Linked DNA regions of Homo sapiens: region 1 is linked to region 2. Evidence: chromatin contacts called from ENCODE Hi-C or POLR2A ChIA-PET data. All regions are on one chromosome and are shown on one strand. Each heading gives the region's core, a stretch centred on a gene start or an enhancer-like site at or near the end of the contact. The rest is flanking DNA. Distances are from core to core; before and after follow the strand shown. Region 1 overlaps LINC01503 (long intergenic non-protein coding RNA 1503). Region 2 has its middle 46 kb from the start of LINC01503.

Evidence for each region. Hi-C counts contacts between places; a loop is a spot of excess contacts on that map. ChIA-PET counts read pairs that join two places held with the same protein, here RNA polymerase II (POLR2A). Pooled maps may share reads with other maps.
Region 1: a map of naive thymus-derived CD4-positive, alpha-beta T cell shows a loop between it and region 2 (3-fold over the local background). The contact joins two enhancer-like sites. A Hi-C loop is called at or near these places in 10 of 168 maps with a recorded cell type or tissue (CD14-positive monocyte, CD8-positive, alpha-beta T cell, PC-9 and 6 more), 3 of 37 single-sample maps with no recorded cell type and 20 of 50 pooled maps. POLR2A ChIA-PET finds 5 or more read pairs at or near these places in 13 of 52 experiments (CD4-positive, alpha-beta T cell, H1, HepG2 and 8 more).

What each region holds. Positions count from the first base shown.
Region 1 is chr9:129,339,425-129,346,507 of GRCh38, forward strand. LINC01503 (long intergenic non-protein coding RNA 1503) reads left to right here. Exons shown (of 4, transcript NR_120686.1): 3 at 2,408-2,619. Among named protein-coding and RNA genes, the nearest start is that of LINC01503, 6.0 kb to the left of the region's middle. Within about 2 kb of position 2,409, at least 5 of the 41 ENCODE cell types and tissues checked have a DNase peak (open chromatin) inside an H3K27ac peak, as active enhancers do.
Region 2 is chr9:129,379,176-129,386,247 of GRCh38, forward strand. No RefSeq gene overlaps it. Among named protein-coding and RNA genes, the nearest start is that of LINC01503, 46 kb to the left of the region's middle. RefSeq lists silencers at 4,282-4,501, 4,652-4,771. Within about 2 kb of position 4,521, at least 34 of the 41 ENCODE cell types and tissues checked have a DNase peak (open chromatin) inside an H3K27ac peak, as active enhancers do.

The DNA of each region.
Region 1 (7,083 bases), core at 1,159-3,658, 42 kb before region 2:
CTGCTATTTGGGAATCACCCTCCTTGCCGCCCCCTGGGCCAGTGCCCTGAGGACACTGGAGGGGTCCTTGAGCCCTAGTGGGGGGTAGGGTGTGTGTGTGTGTGTGAGAGAGAGCCAGAGAGAGTGTCTGTGAGCAGGGGTGTATGTAAATGTGTGTGAGGATGTGTATATGTGCATTGGTGTGAGTTGTGTGTGTGAGGTTGTGTTGGGGTGAGGGTGTGGGCGTGTGAGTTGGTGTGAGGGTGTGTGAGTTGGTGTGTGTGAGTTGTGAGGTTGCGTTGGGAGTGAGGGTGTGTGCATGTGAGTTGGTGTGTGAGTTGTGTATATGTGAGGTTGTGTTGGGTGGGGGCAAGGGTGTGTGCATGGGTCTGTGAGTTGTGTATGAGGGAGGATGTGTGCATGGGAGTTGGTGTGTGTGAGGGTGTGTGAGGGTGTGTGTGAAAGTGTGTGGGTGTGAGTTGGTGTGTGTGTTGTATATGTGTGAGGTTGTGTTGGGGTGAGGGTGTGTGTGTGAGTTGGTGTGTGAGTTGTGTATGTGTAAGGGTGTGAGTGTGAGTTGGTGTGTATTTGAGTTAGTGTGTGTTGGTGTGCATGCGAGTTGGTGTGTGTGAGTTGGTGTGTGTTAGTGTGAGTTGTATATGTGTGAGTTGGTGTGTGTGTTGGTATGAGTTGTGTATGTGAGTTGGTGTGTGTTAGTGTGAGTTGTGTATGTGTGAGTTGGTGTGTTGGTGTGAGTGACTTGTGTATGTGTGAGTTGGTATGCGTGTGAGTTGGTGTGTATGTGAGATGTGTGAGTTGGTGTGTATGCGAGTTGATGTGAGTTGTGTATGTGTGAGTTGGTGTGTATGAGTTGGTGTGTGAGTTGTGTATGTGTGAGTTGGTGTGTATGAGTTGGTGTGTGAGTTGTGTATGTGAGTTGGTATGAGTTGGTGTGAGTTGTGTATGTGTGAGTTGGTGTGTATGTGAGTTGGTGTGTAAGTGACTTGTGTATGTGTGTGTATTGGTGTACATGTGAGTTGAGTTGGTGTGTGAGTTGGCATGTGAGTTGGTGTGAATTATGTATGAGTTGGTGTGTGAATTGTGTATGTGTGAGTTGGTGTGTGAATTGTGTATGTGTGAGTTGGTGTGCATGTGAGTTGGTGTGTGAGTTCGTGTGTGAGTTGGCATGTGAGTTGGCACATATGTGAGTTGGTGTGTGAGTTGTGTATGTGTGAGCGCATATGAGTTGTGTGAGTTGGCATGTGAGTTGGTGTGAGTTATGTATGTGTGAGTTGGTGTGTGAGTTGTGTATGTGTGAGTTGGTGTGCATGTGAGTTGGTGTGTGTGTGAGTCCGTGTGTGAGTTGGCATGTGAGTTGGCACATATGTGAGTTGGTGTGTGAGTTGTGTATGTGTGTGTTGATGTGTATGTGAGTTGCTGTGCGTGTGAGTTGTGTGCGTGTGAGTTGGTGTGTGAGTTGTGTATGTGTGAATTGGTGTGTGTGTGAGTTGTGTGTGTGTGAGGGAGGGTGTGTTTGTGGACAGATGTGTGTGCGCCTGGATGTGCCGGACCGGTTGGGAGGGGCGGATGGACCGAGGCTCCGCGACAGGCATTTCCGAGCTCCCCTGGCAGATCTGGCTTAGGAGGAGCTGCAGGGACCAGCGCTGAGGGCCCTTCTGGCTGCCCTGGTCCGGGCCTTGGTGTCTTCCTGGTCTCATCTCTCTCTAGTCTCTGCAGTCCCCTGGGCTCTCCAGTCCCACAGGGGGCTCTCCCTTGGAAACCCGTGGGGAATGTCACCCGTGGGGAATGTCTCTGCCCACCCAAGCCTCCCCGGGGAACGGCAGACAGGATGGCCCCTCAGGCCGGCACCTCCCAGAACTCACGTCCCCACAGTGGCCCTGGGGTCCCCTCTGGCCTCACGCCCGCTCCTCTTCCTCTCTTTCAAGATTTGCCGGGTGCTGGGCCCCAGAAGCCAGCCCTCCTGACGTGTGGCGGCCGTCCTCACCGCTCCCTCCTTCCCTGCAGCATTCCCCAGCCCCCGGCCCACCCTCCTCCCACCCGCTTCCTGACCCAGGCTCCCGGGCCTTCCCCTCGTGGCCACCTAGCTGTGTGCTTTGTTTGGCTGCTGTCACCCCCAGGAAGGTGATCCCCGTGAGAACTCAAATAGCAGATGCTCATCTGGGACCCCCGCCTCCAGCCCCAGGGGAGGTTTCCTGGTCCTCACTGTGGCCGGGGCATGGCTCCTTCACCCCGGGGCTCACCCTCGGTGTCCGTGAAGTCCAGCCGACGGTGACCCTAAGTCCTCCCTCCACTCGCCTATGTTTGGGGATAGCCCATCCTTCCTGCAGGCCTTTGTCTTGGTGTCACCCTGCCTGAGCTGGCCCCAACCACAGTAGCAACAGTGATGCTGATGTGTGACTGCTGCCAGGAGCCTGCTCACATGACCGTGTGGAGAAAGTTCTTTCCCTGAGGACCATCTGGAGTGGACGCGTGCACTACCCCTCTCTGAATACACCCTCCCCACGAGGCCCTCTGGAGCATCCTGTAGAGCCAGCCCCTACCCAGAGACCCTGAGCCCAGAGAATGCGCTGGGTGGTGAGCCTGGGGACGAATGCAGAGCCCTAGGTCTCCTCTCCAGAAGTAAGTATGGGGTTTGTGTAAATTGCTTGGTCAGGAGGGCGGGACCTGGGGTCTTCACTAGGCTTCCCAAAAACTGGGTTGAGCACATAGTAGGTGCTCACTAAATAACTGTTGAAATAGATAAGCAAGGAGGCTGGGCGAGGTGGCTCACATCTGTAATCCCAGCACTCTGGGAGGCTGAGGCGGGCAGAGCACCTGAGGTCAGGAGTTCAGGACCAGCCTGGCCAACAGGTTTAGTGATGAAACCCCGTCTCTACTAAAAAAAAAAAAACCAAAAATTAGCTGGGCGCAGTGATGCACGCCTGTAACCCCAGCTGCTCAGGAGGCTGAGGCAGGAGAATCGCTTGAACTTGGGAGGCGGAGGTTGCGGTGAGCCAAAATCGTGACACTGCACTCCAGCTTGGGGGCAACAGAGCAAGACTTGTCTCAAAAAAAAAAATATATATATATATATGTATATGTGTATATATACACACACACACACATATATATATATGCAAGGGGATGGAAGGATGGACACAGGCATGGGTTTGGGCCACACAGTCTTGCTGGGCCTCCTGCCCATGGCCCTCCTGGGGTCCGGAACCTGGCAGAGGCTGAGGTTCCGGAGAAGTTGGGCCCCCAGCCTGTTCACTGGGGCACAGGTCACGCTGTAGACGCAGCCCCACTAGCTTGTTTAGGGGTCGAGGACTCCTACAACATCCCCGGGAGGGGGGTGGCACTGGGACCCTTATTTCCTCCTGTGGAAGCAGAACCAGGTGACCCTCGCCCCCCGGCTGGCTGTGGTGCTGTGTGTCACCCGGCTGGGTCAGGCCCTGACACCGAGCAGGGTTCACTGTGGCTCTTGAAGACCTTGTTGTTGGGGCTGAAACGCATCTGCACCTCCACCTGGGTCCTCCGTCCCTCAGGGTGGGTGTTTATTCCCAAGCAAGGGGTCACCCAGAGAGCAGCCCAAAACCTCCCTTGAGTCCTGAGGAAGGGGCAGCCAGAGGCTGGGCTGGGAGGAGGCGTGGCAGGCGTTGGGAGCAGCTGCTCCAAGTGCAGTGACCATATTTTTCTGAGCTGAAAAATGAGGACACAGGATGTAGCTGAGGGCTTTCTCAGGTTGGTTCACTTAATGAAGGGGAAAAAACCTTCCAAAGGTATGAAAGTTAAAGCTTATTTAGTTATGTGGGGAATAGCTTGTTTTTGTGGAAGGAACCTGAGTTTCCAAAATCAGGGGTTTTCTGGAAAGGAATAATTCCATTTGGCTAATATTTGGGGGGCACCTGGACCAACCTTGTCTTTAGTGGGAAGCAAAGCAGGCATGATCCTGGCCTCACAGAGTGACGTAGGGAGACGGACAGTATTCCAATAATTTCATGGTTCAGAGGTCTTTTAGGAGGTAACTGATGAAGAGGGAGCGCAGGATGGGGTGGGGAAAGCACATTCCAGGCAGGGAACAGCATATGCAAAGGCCCTGTGGCTGGAGGGAGAGCTTCGCGTTTGAGGGACAGGAGGGCAGCCCCGAATGTGACGAGCGAGAGGGAGAGGAGGATGGAGATGTGGGCAGGGGTCAGTCTGGGCGGTGGCCAGCAGCCATGAGAGTGTGATGGGCTGTCTCTGGCAGGCAGTGGGGGAGCCATGGATGGTTGGACACAGGCGTGACCTGGTCATCCTGGTGGATGTTGATGGTGATGAGGAGAAGGATGGGGTTGAGAATCGTAGGAGGTACTGAGTTCTTACCGCGTGCCAAGCACCATTTCACAGATCGAAGTGAGGGCTGGGGAGGGGAAGTGACTTATCCAGGTCACACCACTGGCAAATGGCAGAAATGGGACTCAGACCGCATCTGTCTGGCCACACAGTCCGCACGCTCGTCCTGCATGTCCTGTACACACTGTACACAGAGCTGCCCTTTGTCTGGATGCGGAAGCCAAGGGACATGCAGACGACCCTGTCACCTGCCTCCCTGTGGTGCTGACTCCTCTCTGCTCTGAGTTCCAGGCTGGGTGGGGACTGCAGGTCACAGGATTGGCCGGAGCTGGAAAAGCCCAGCTCAGTTCCTGCTGAGGCCCAGCAGGGGAAGGAGAGGTTGCAACATCGGCGGAGGCTGAGGTTCCGGAGAAGTTGGGCCCCCAGCCTGTTCACTGGGGCACAGGTCACACTGCAGACGCAGCCCCACTAGCTTGTTTGGGGCTCGAGGACTCCCACAACATCCCCGGGAGGGGGGTGGCACCGGGACCCTCATTTCCTCCTGTGGAAGCAGAACCAGGTGACTGCACTGCTGTAGACCCACCAGCGGCATTGAAAAAACCCTCACCAGGCTGGGCGAGGTGGCTCATGACTGTAACTCCAGCACTTTGGGAGGCCAAGGCAGGCAGATCAATTGAGGTCAGGAGTTCAAGACCAGCCTGGTCAACAAGGTGAAATCCCATCTCTACCCAAAATACAAAAACTAGTCCGGTGTGGTGGTATGCACCCGTAATCCCACTACTCAGGAGGCTGAGGCAGGAGAATCGCTTGAACCCGGGAGGCGGAGGTTGCAGTGAACCGAGATTGCGCCACTGCACTGCAGCCTGGGCGACAGAGTAAGACTCTGTCTCAAAAAAAAAAAAAAAAAAAAAAGAAAGAAAAGAAAAAAGAAAAAGCCCTTATCCCCTCCTTAATCATTAGGGAAATGCAGATGAAAACCCGGATGAGACGTCACCTCCCACCCATTAGGATGGCTACTATCAGGAACCAGAAAGAACAAGGGCTGGTGGGGAGGAGGTGGAGAAATTGGAACTCTCAAGCATTGCTGGTAGGAATGAAAATGGTGCAGCCGCTGTGGAAAACAGCATGGCAGTTCCTCAAAAAAAGTAAAAATAGAATTACCATATGATCTAGCATTTCCACTTCTGGGTATGTACCCAAACGCGTTGAAAGCAAGGCCTCGAAGACATATTCATGCTCCCATCTTCATAGCAACATCACTCACAATAGCCAGAAGGTGGAAGCAACTCAAGTGTCCTTGAATGCAGGAATAAACAAAATTTGATACATACGTACAATGGAATATTATTTAGCCATAAAAAGGAAATTCTGACACACGCTATAACATGGATGAACCTTGAAGACATTACGCTAAGTAAAATAGCCTGTCACAAAAGGACAAATACAATAGGATTCCACTTATGTGAGGCTCTAAAGAAGTCACATTCATAGAGACAGAGAGTGGAATGGTGATGGCCAGGGAGAAGGAGGAGTTAGTATTTCACGGGTACAGAGTTTAAGTTTTACAGGATGAAAAGAGTTCTGTGGGTGGATGGTGGTGACCGTTGCACAATAGCATGAATGTACTTAACACTACAGAACTACACACTTAAAAATGGTTAAGATGGCACATTTTATGTGTATTTTAAAAAATTTTTATTCTCAGTTCTCTTATGTTATTGACAGCTGGCTTTCTTTTAAGTTTTTTTTCTTTTTTCTTTTTTGAGACAGTGTCTCACTCTGTCACTCAGGCTGAAGTGTTGTGGAACCACCACAGCTCACTGCAGCCTTGAACTCCTGGGCTCAAGCGATCCTCCCACCTCAGCCTCCGGAGTAGCTACCACATCCAGCTAGTTTTTTACTTTTTTGTGGACACACGGTCTCACTATGTTGCTCAGGCTGGTCTAGAACTCCTGGCCTCAAGCCATCCTCCTGTCTGGGCCTCCCAAAGCGTGGGATTACAGGCGTGAACCAACTCCCGGCCTTAAGTTAGTTGCTTTTGTAAGAAATAAAAATACCAGGCGGTAATTGGCATTAGAGCAGTCAAAAATCTCAGATGCTAGTGTTCCTGGGCAAGTAACCTTGCCTCTCTGAAGCTCAGTTTTCTCATGGGGAAATGGGATCGTGATGGCACCTCCCTCCTGGAGCCACTGTGAGGGTTCCATGATGCCTCCGAGGTGCTCTTCCCAGCGGCCAATGTGCAGTGAGCACCCAGCTGCCCCTATAGGACTGGCAGGTCTTCCTTGAGCCTTTGGGGTTAGGGATTTAAGCAGCATAGGCCTTAGTCAGAGGAGAAAAAGTCCCTTACCCCACCATCCACATGGGGAAACGGGCCTAGAAGAGTCAAAGGACTTGCCAAGATCTCTCAGCATCTCCTGAACTGGAATGTGGTTTTCCAAGAGTCCCCTCAGGACCCGGGCCAGGCTTCACCTGTGCCTGGGTGTGCAGCTGTATTGGTCAGCAGGGCTCCCTCTGCTGTGGTAACAAATGAACCCCGCATCTGAGCGCCTTAAAATGGTCAAGGTTTGTTTCGCATCCGGCAAAGTCTGCTGTGTGTCCAGGCAATTCTTTTATTTTTTTTTTTTGGAGACAGAGTCTCTCTCTGTTGCCCAGGCTGGAGTGCAGTGGCACAATCTCAGCTCACTGCAGCCTCCGCCTCCCGGGTTCAAGCGATTCTCCTGCCTCGGCCTCCCGAGTAGCTGGGACTATAGGCGTGTGCCGTCACGCCCA
Region 2 (7,072 bases), core at 3,271-5,770:
TGAGCCTCACCCCAGCCTCTTCTTTCCTGGCCAGATCCCTTCCCGACATGTCATGTGCCCAAACCCTGGACCCCTCACTCCTGCTCATTCCGGCAGCCCCCACAGATGGCTCTCAGGCCCCAGAGCTCTCTGTGCTTCTGTTCCAGGGCAACAGGAACAAATGCCCTACGAGAGCTTAATTCCCTGCTTACCGTCTGCTCCCCTCCCTGCCCCCGGTCTAGTCTATGAGCTCCTCTGGGGCAATCGGGCTGGGACTGTGGGGCCCTCCTGGCTCAGTCTGCATTGCCCGTTGCCTGGCCTGGCACCAAAAATGGCTCAACATACATTTATTGCATGAATGAATGAACCATGATCATTGCTAAGGAAAGAAATGTGCAGATGGCCTGCTTTGGGGTTCAGTGTGCGTGTACTGCGTTGGTGTCCACGTGCACGTGCAGCATGTGTGTACCCCTAGGCACACACGTGGTGTGTTGCATTCATGTGAATCCATGTGTGTGTGTTTGTGTGTGCACGCACATGCATACAGTGCTTGCTTGTGTGTGCAGGTGTGCGTTCACATGTCCATGCCAAGGTGCATGCATTTTTATATGCCAGCGTGTGCATGTATATGTTTACCTGTGCACACTCTGTGTGCAAGGAGTTAACATATCTTTCTCTCACGTTTTGCTCTCCCCCTGACCTGCATCCTGCAGCCTACCTTTCTGCCTTGTATTTTTTGAGACAGGGTCTCACTCTGTCATGCAGGCTGAGAGCAGTGACACGATCACGGCTCACTGCAACCTCAACCTCCTGGGCTCAAGCCATGCTCCTGCCTCAGCCTCCCAAGTAGCTAGGACCACAGCTGTGCGCCATCACATCCAGTTAATTTTTTTCTTTATTTTTTTTAATTAACTACTTTATCACAAACAAATACTTTGCTTTTTTTGGCGGGGGCGGGGGGCGGCGGGGAGAAGGATATCATTAGTTACAGCATCTGACTTTGCCCTGTACATGGTCCAGAAAATGCAGGTTGCATCCAGCTTGCAGGGCATCCGAGGGCACTCATCTTTCTTCCATTTGTTTTCATCCAGATCAAAAGCAAGAATGGAATCCCTGAGATAACTATTATAACAAAGGCCTCCAAGAACTATTATTTTTCTGTGCAGTGCAGTCACACCATGGCTACTCCTGCCAATTGGCATGGATGCCAAGATGGTCCACTGATCAGTCTCTGGGCTATATACGTCTGTGGAAGGGCATCCCTGAGATTCCAAAGAGGCCCTCAAGATCACGCAAACAGCGCCAAGGACAGAAAGAAAATCCTGGGCCAGGCATGGTGGCTCACACCTGTAATCCCAGCACTTTGGGAGGCTGAGGTGAGCAGATCACTGGAGGTCAGGAGTTTGAGACCAGCCTGGCCAACATGGTGAAACCCCATCTCTACTAAAAATACAAAAATTAGCTGGGCATGGTGGTGGGTGCCTGTAGTCCCAGCTACTCGGGAGGCCGAGGCAGGAGAATCACTTGAATCAGGGAGGTGGAGGTTGCAGTGAGCCGAGATTGCACAACTGCACTCCAGCCTGGGTGACAGAGTGAGACTCTGTCTCGAAAAAAACAACAACAAAAACAAAACAAAACAAAACAAAAAACCAAACATTTCTGAATAATTTTTTATTATTTGTAGAGATGGGGTTTCACCCTGTTGCCCAGGTTGGTCTCAAACTCCTGGGCTCAACTGATCCTCTGGCCTCGACCTCCCAAAGTACTGGGATGACAGGCATTGAGCCACCTCATCTGGTCCCTTTCTGCTTTCTGCATTCTCCAATCCCAGTCCCTGCCCCTCCCACCTCCAGCAACAGTCCCCACAAAAGACTCCAGCTCCACCTGACATACCAGCCACATACCATGGCTATGCTCAAGCTCCTGGAGCCTGCATCTGCCTGGAGGAGGCGTCAAGCATGCAATCTTGTCTGGATGCCTGCCTCTCTCAGTCTCCTCATCTGTAAAATGGGGTTAAGAGCCCTGTGCTCACAGCACTGCTTTGTCAAAAGGATGCACACGAAGGGCTTGGGCCAGCACCTGGCACAGAGCGAGCGCTCAAGAAATGCTACTGCCGGGACACTAGTGACGGCGGTGATGATGGCGATGACCCTCCTCTGGTGGTGGCAAATGAGGGTGATGAGGCTCAGCCTTGCTGCGTCCAGGGGACTTCAGGAGGGGCTGGGAAAGCCCCTGGGGGAGCCAGAAGATCAACCCCTTCTCTGGGCCATTGTGTTTCTGGATAATGGGTGGAGGTGGGAAACGAGAAAGGTGCAGGCGCTTGAAGAGCAAAGGCTCCTCCTAGAGCCGCTTCTCCAGCCTGCTGCAGCCAGGCCTGGGTTCCCCATGGCAGCTCCCCCTGCCCTCTCCACGCCAGTCCTGTGTGAGGCATGCACTTGAAATCAAACCCAAATTCCCCTCTGCAGCCTGCATGCCCCTCCTGGCCTCTGCTCCTCTGCTCAGCCACACAGCACGTTCTGTCCCTCAGGGCCTTTGCATAGGCCTGGGGTACTCTGTCCCCGGGCTCCCTCCTCCGGGAGGGCCTTACTCCCCATGCGCTCCCATCTGTTTACCTGGCTCTTCGTGTCTTCCGCATGTGGCTGAGCTCCCAGCGCAGTGGAAGGCTCTCAGTAAAGATCTGTGGGATGGTAGGGGCGGAAGGGCGGTGGCCCTCTCTCTGGCTCCCCGGATTCCAGTCCTCACAGCCCATTAGTAAGCACCTACTGTGTGCCAGGGCCCAGCCCAAACTAGCCAGTGGGGTGACCTTGGGCAGGTGGCACCACCTCTCAGACCCCTAGTCTGTCCATCTTTAGCATTAAAGGAGGCACAAGTCCCCGAGGGCTCCCCACTTTGGTTTTTTTTTTTGTCTTTTTTTTTTTTTTTTTTTTTGAGATGGAGTCTTTCTCTGTTGCCCAGGCTGGAATGCGGTGGTGCGATCTCGGCTCACTGCAGCCTCTGCCTCCTGGGTTCAAGGAATTCTCCTGCCTCAGCTTCCTAAATAGCTGAGATTACAGGTGTGTGCCACCACACCCAGCTAATTTTTGTATTTTCAGTAGAGACAGGGTTTCACCATGTTGGTTAGGTTGGTTTCAAACTCCTGACCTCAAGAGATCCACCTGCTTTGGCCTCCCAAGTGCTGGGGTTGCAGGCGTGAGCCATGGCGCCCGGCCCCTATTTTGATTTTGATGGTGGGTCTAGGCTTTCTGCAACTGGGCAGTCTGCAGAGCTCTGTGGGGCCTCTGGGGTCTGCAGCTTCCTGGGCACCCCCCAGACTCCCATGTGGCTGCCTTTGCTGAGAGCACCCTCCCTGCTTCTCCTGGTGCCTCCAGGGGACACCCCCTGGCTCAGGCCTCCTTCAGAGCTGTCCTCACACCCCATTTTGATTGTTTACCCCTCTGTCTCCCACTGGGCTATGACTGGGACAAGGCATTTTCTTTTTGCATCCTAGCTTAGTTGGGGACACCCTGTGTGGCCAAGTGTCCCCAGGCTCACCCAGCTGAAACAAGATCTGGGAAGGGTCTGGCAACCCTCCCACCAATAGCTTCCCAATGGGAAGAAGCCACACCCTTCTGTGTCTGTTGAGAAGCTTTGGGGCTGTTTACTGCCCACCAAGCTCTCGAAACTGTGGCTCTCGAAACCCAGAGGGAAGGGGAGCCTTATCACTAGTCATGGCTTCTGCTTGATATCTGTCCAAAAGGCCTGACTTCATCAGCCAACAGGCATCCCAGCCTTTTCTGTTAAGTTGGGGTCTGTTTCCACACTGAGAGTCCCTGGGGGGCCTCTGGAGTGGGGATGCAGGCATGGCAGAGCACTAGGTGGGCACCCAGCTTCTCAGACCTCTCTCTTTTCCCACCCAAGCTCCAGGGGCAGAAAACAACCCACACCTGCCAGAAACCTGACCAGGCTGCAGAGCTGGAAAAGCTGGTTTAGTGCAGGGAGGGTGGGGGCAGGGAGGCGGGCAGGGTGAGCCCTTCTGAGGCTGCCAGGCGCTGCTCACATCAGCCGACTGGCCGTTGGCCTCTCAGGACTGTCACTTGGAAGTTCCTTCTCCAAGAGATGGCTATTGCCAAAGTCATCTGTGCAGTGACCACTGCAGGGCCTGGGCGCTCCCGGGAGCCGCAGCGCAGGGACAGTCCGTGCAGACGGGTGGCGGGGGAGGCGGGGGAGGGCAAAGGCCTCCACTCTGCAGGTAGCCCGGGCCTGGTGGGCGAAAGGACTCAAACGCCAGAGCTCTCTGACCCTCGGCCGCCAGGGTTCAAGGCTGGGCCCAGCCGCGCTTTGCCGGGGTCCAGGGCGTGAAGGATCGTGGGGGACCCGATGGATCCTGGGGCGCCCGCTGGGGGCCTCGCGCGGGGACCTCCCGGCTGCTTGAGAGGCGGAGGCAGCAAGAAGCAGGAAAAGGAACTGGGGGGACGCGAGCGAGTGGCAGGCCCTCCTCGGTGGCCGCCGAGCGCGCGCCCAGCTTGGGGAACGCGCTGCCTGCGCACCCGGGCGCGCCCGGGAAGGCCGGCTCGCTGGCACCGCGTCAGTTTCCGAGCTGTCTGTGCATGTCTATTTCTTTCACTAGAGGTTGCTCACTTTCACTTCTTGGTTCCTTTCGCCTCCTCTGACGGCTCCGGGAGCGTCTGTGCGCGCGCGTGTGTGCGTGCCCGTGTGCCCGCGCGCGACCGGCGACCCCGCCCCGCGCCCCTGTCCCTAAAGGGAAGGGCGTCCCGCCGGGCGTCGCGGGGCCTAAATGAACATGGGAACCTGCGCTGGGGAAGGCCCGCCAGGCCCTGCTGGCCCAGGAGGCCCGGATTACAGCCCAGTCTGCGTCGCTGCGGGCAGAAGACCGCGTTCATTACCGGTGCCCCTCGTCCCCACCCACTTCTCTCTCTTTCTGGGTCTCCAGACAACCTTCCCGGAAGCTGCAGCTACTTCTTCTGACTTGGACTGGGGGTAGGGTAGGGTAGGGGGCGCTTTCTGCCACCCCTTTCCCCCATCCCAAGGAAACCGAGGCCAGTATGGACGGGGCCTTGCTCCACTGAACAGGAAGCGACACCCTGAAACTTTTGCTTGAGCAAGTGAGGTTTGGATGGGACCGAGAGGGACCTCCGCAGCTTCTCCCCTCCTCCCCACCCACTCCTTACAGTTCTTTTACACACCCTGTTCCTGGGCCCTACCTCAGGGCCTTTGCACGAGCTCTGGGCTCCAACAGGCCAGAGACCTCTATTCCTCACTAATTGACCTTAGGCAAATTCCTTAACCTCTCTGAGCATCCATTTTCTTGGCTGTAAGATGGGCTCAGAATAAGATGTTTGAGGGTTCAAGGTGATGACCAATACAGAGCACAGGACCAGGCACTTAGGGCAGAGCAAAGGACATGCGTTGGGCCAGGGCAGTTGTGGGGATTATACAGACGCTTCCCTCGCCTGGGGTCCCTCCACTCTCTCCAGGGAGCCTCTTCACCTTCCACCCACCCGCAGTCCTCAATGGCTGACTTTCACTTGGTACGATTCCCTGCCCCAATCCCTGCTGTGAGGACCATCCGGTGGAAATAGAAAGAGGGCCAGGTCTGAAGGCTGGAGAGCTGGGTTCAAATTCTGGCCAGTTCTGTCTGGCTGTGTGATTATGTGCAAGTTGCTAGGCCTCTCTGTGCCTGAACTTTTTTCTCTGTGAAACTGAGGCAGAAGGCTGCCTGGCCTGCATCTCAGGGCCCTCAGAGGATGAAGCAGAGCGCGGTGGGATGTCATTCCAAGCAGTGAAAAGCCTCAGACAGAAGCATGTCGCCACTGTCATTTACACCCGTCCTTGCAGCATGGATTCAGGCTTGAGGAATCAGCTTGTCAACCCCATCAGAGAGGTCCCTGCCTCCTGTGCTAATGGGAGGTGGCTGGAAGGCCACTTCCAAGAAATTTGCAGCTTGATGGGCTCTACCACTCACATGTAGCCTTGGACATCAGTTCCAACAAGGAGGGTACTTGAGGCACGGTGACAGCCCCAAAAGGGAGTGTCCTGGGAAAAGAAGCAATGTGTACTTCTCCAATGAGTAAGGCCTTGGCCAGGGACCATGGTGCGACCTTCCTCAACCCTGCCACCCGGCACCGACATTGACTCTCCCTCACCCCACATACTCCCTCCTGGGCACCAGCCCCCGAAAGGACCCAATGTAGTGGCTCCATCCAGATCTCCCATGCCCCTGTATCAAAGCTGCCATCTTTCCCCCAAGTTCACTGCTCCTCAGTTACTGACGCCATCACCCACCCGATTCTTCAAGCCGCAGGCTCATGGTCCACTGGTTTTCTCAAGACAGAAGCACTGACATTGATTTTGCTATATGCGTACTGTAAAACCACAGACGATATAAAACATGTGCATTGGAGAATGAAAGTTCCCTCATTATATGCCCTCCTGAAATCGCCACATTTCACAGTTTGGTGAATTCCTGTATCAGTTTAAACTCTGTGTTACAACAGACAGAAAATCCAACCAAGATAGGAAATAATGGGCTCATGTAAGGAAATGATGCAGAGGTGATAGTGGGTTTCAGGCATGGTTTGATCCAGAGGCTCATGATGCTGTTGGGGCTCTGTCTTGGCTTCTCTGCAGTTCCCGTCCCTTTGCCTTCCTAACAGTATCAGCTGGGCCCATTCAGGGTGGTGCAGTGACTGCTGGGGTCCCAGAGAGTCTGTCCTCAACACTGCACCATCAGGCACAAGATGGATTCATTTGCTCCTGAGGATAAGTGAGGAAATCTGTTTCTCAGAGGTGCGCTCATCCACTCTGGGGAGGGTCAGAGAAGACTTCCTGGAAGAGGCAAGGCCTAACCTGAGTTGGTGTCTCCTCCTTTACATATGCAAAAGCAAAGTCCCCTTTCACCTTTATGAAACTTGGAGCTCAGAAGTGTTAAGCGATGGGGTTGAAGAGGCTGAAGTGACCGTAGGGCCGTGTGCATGAAAGTCAAAGGCAGATGGGGCTAGGCTGGAGCACCAGGCTGTGTGGCCTCAGGAAAGCAGGACCTGTGGAACAAAGGCACACGAGCCTCCGGATTTATTAGGAGGGATAGGCCCAGCCC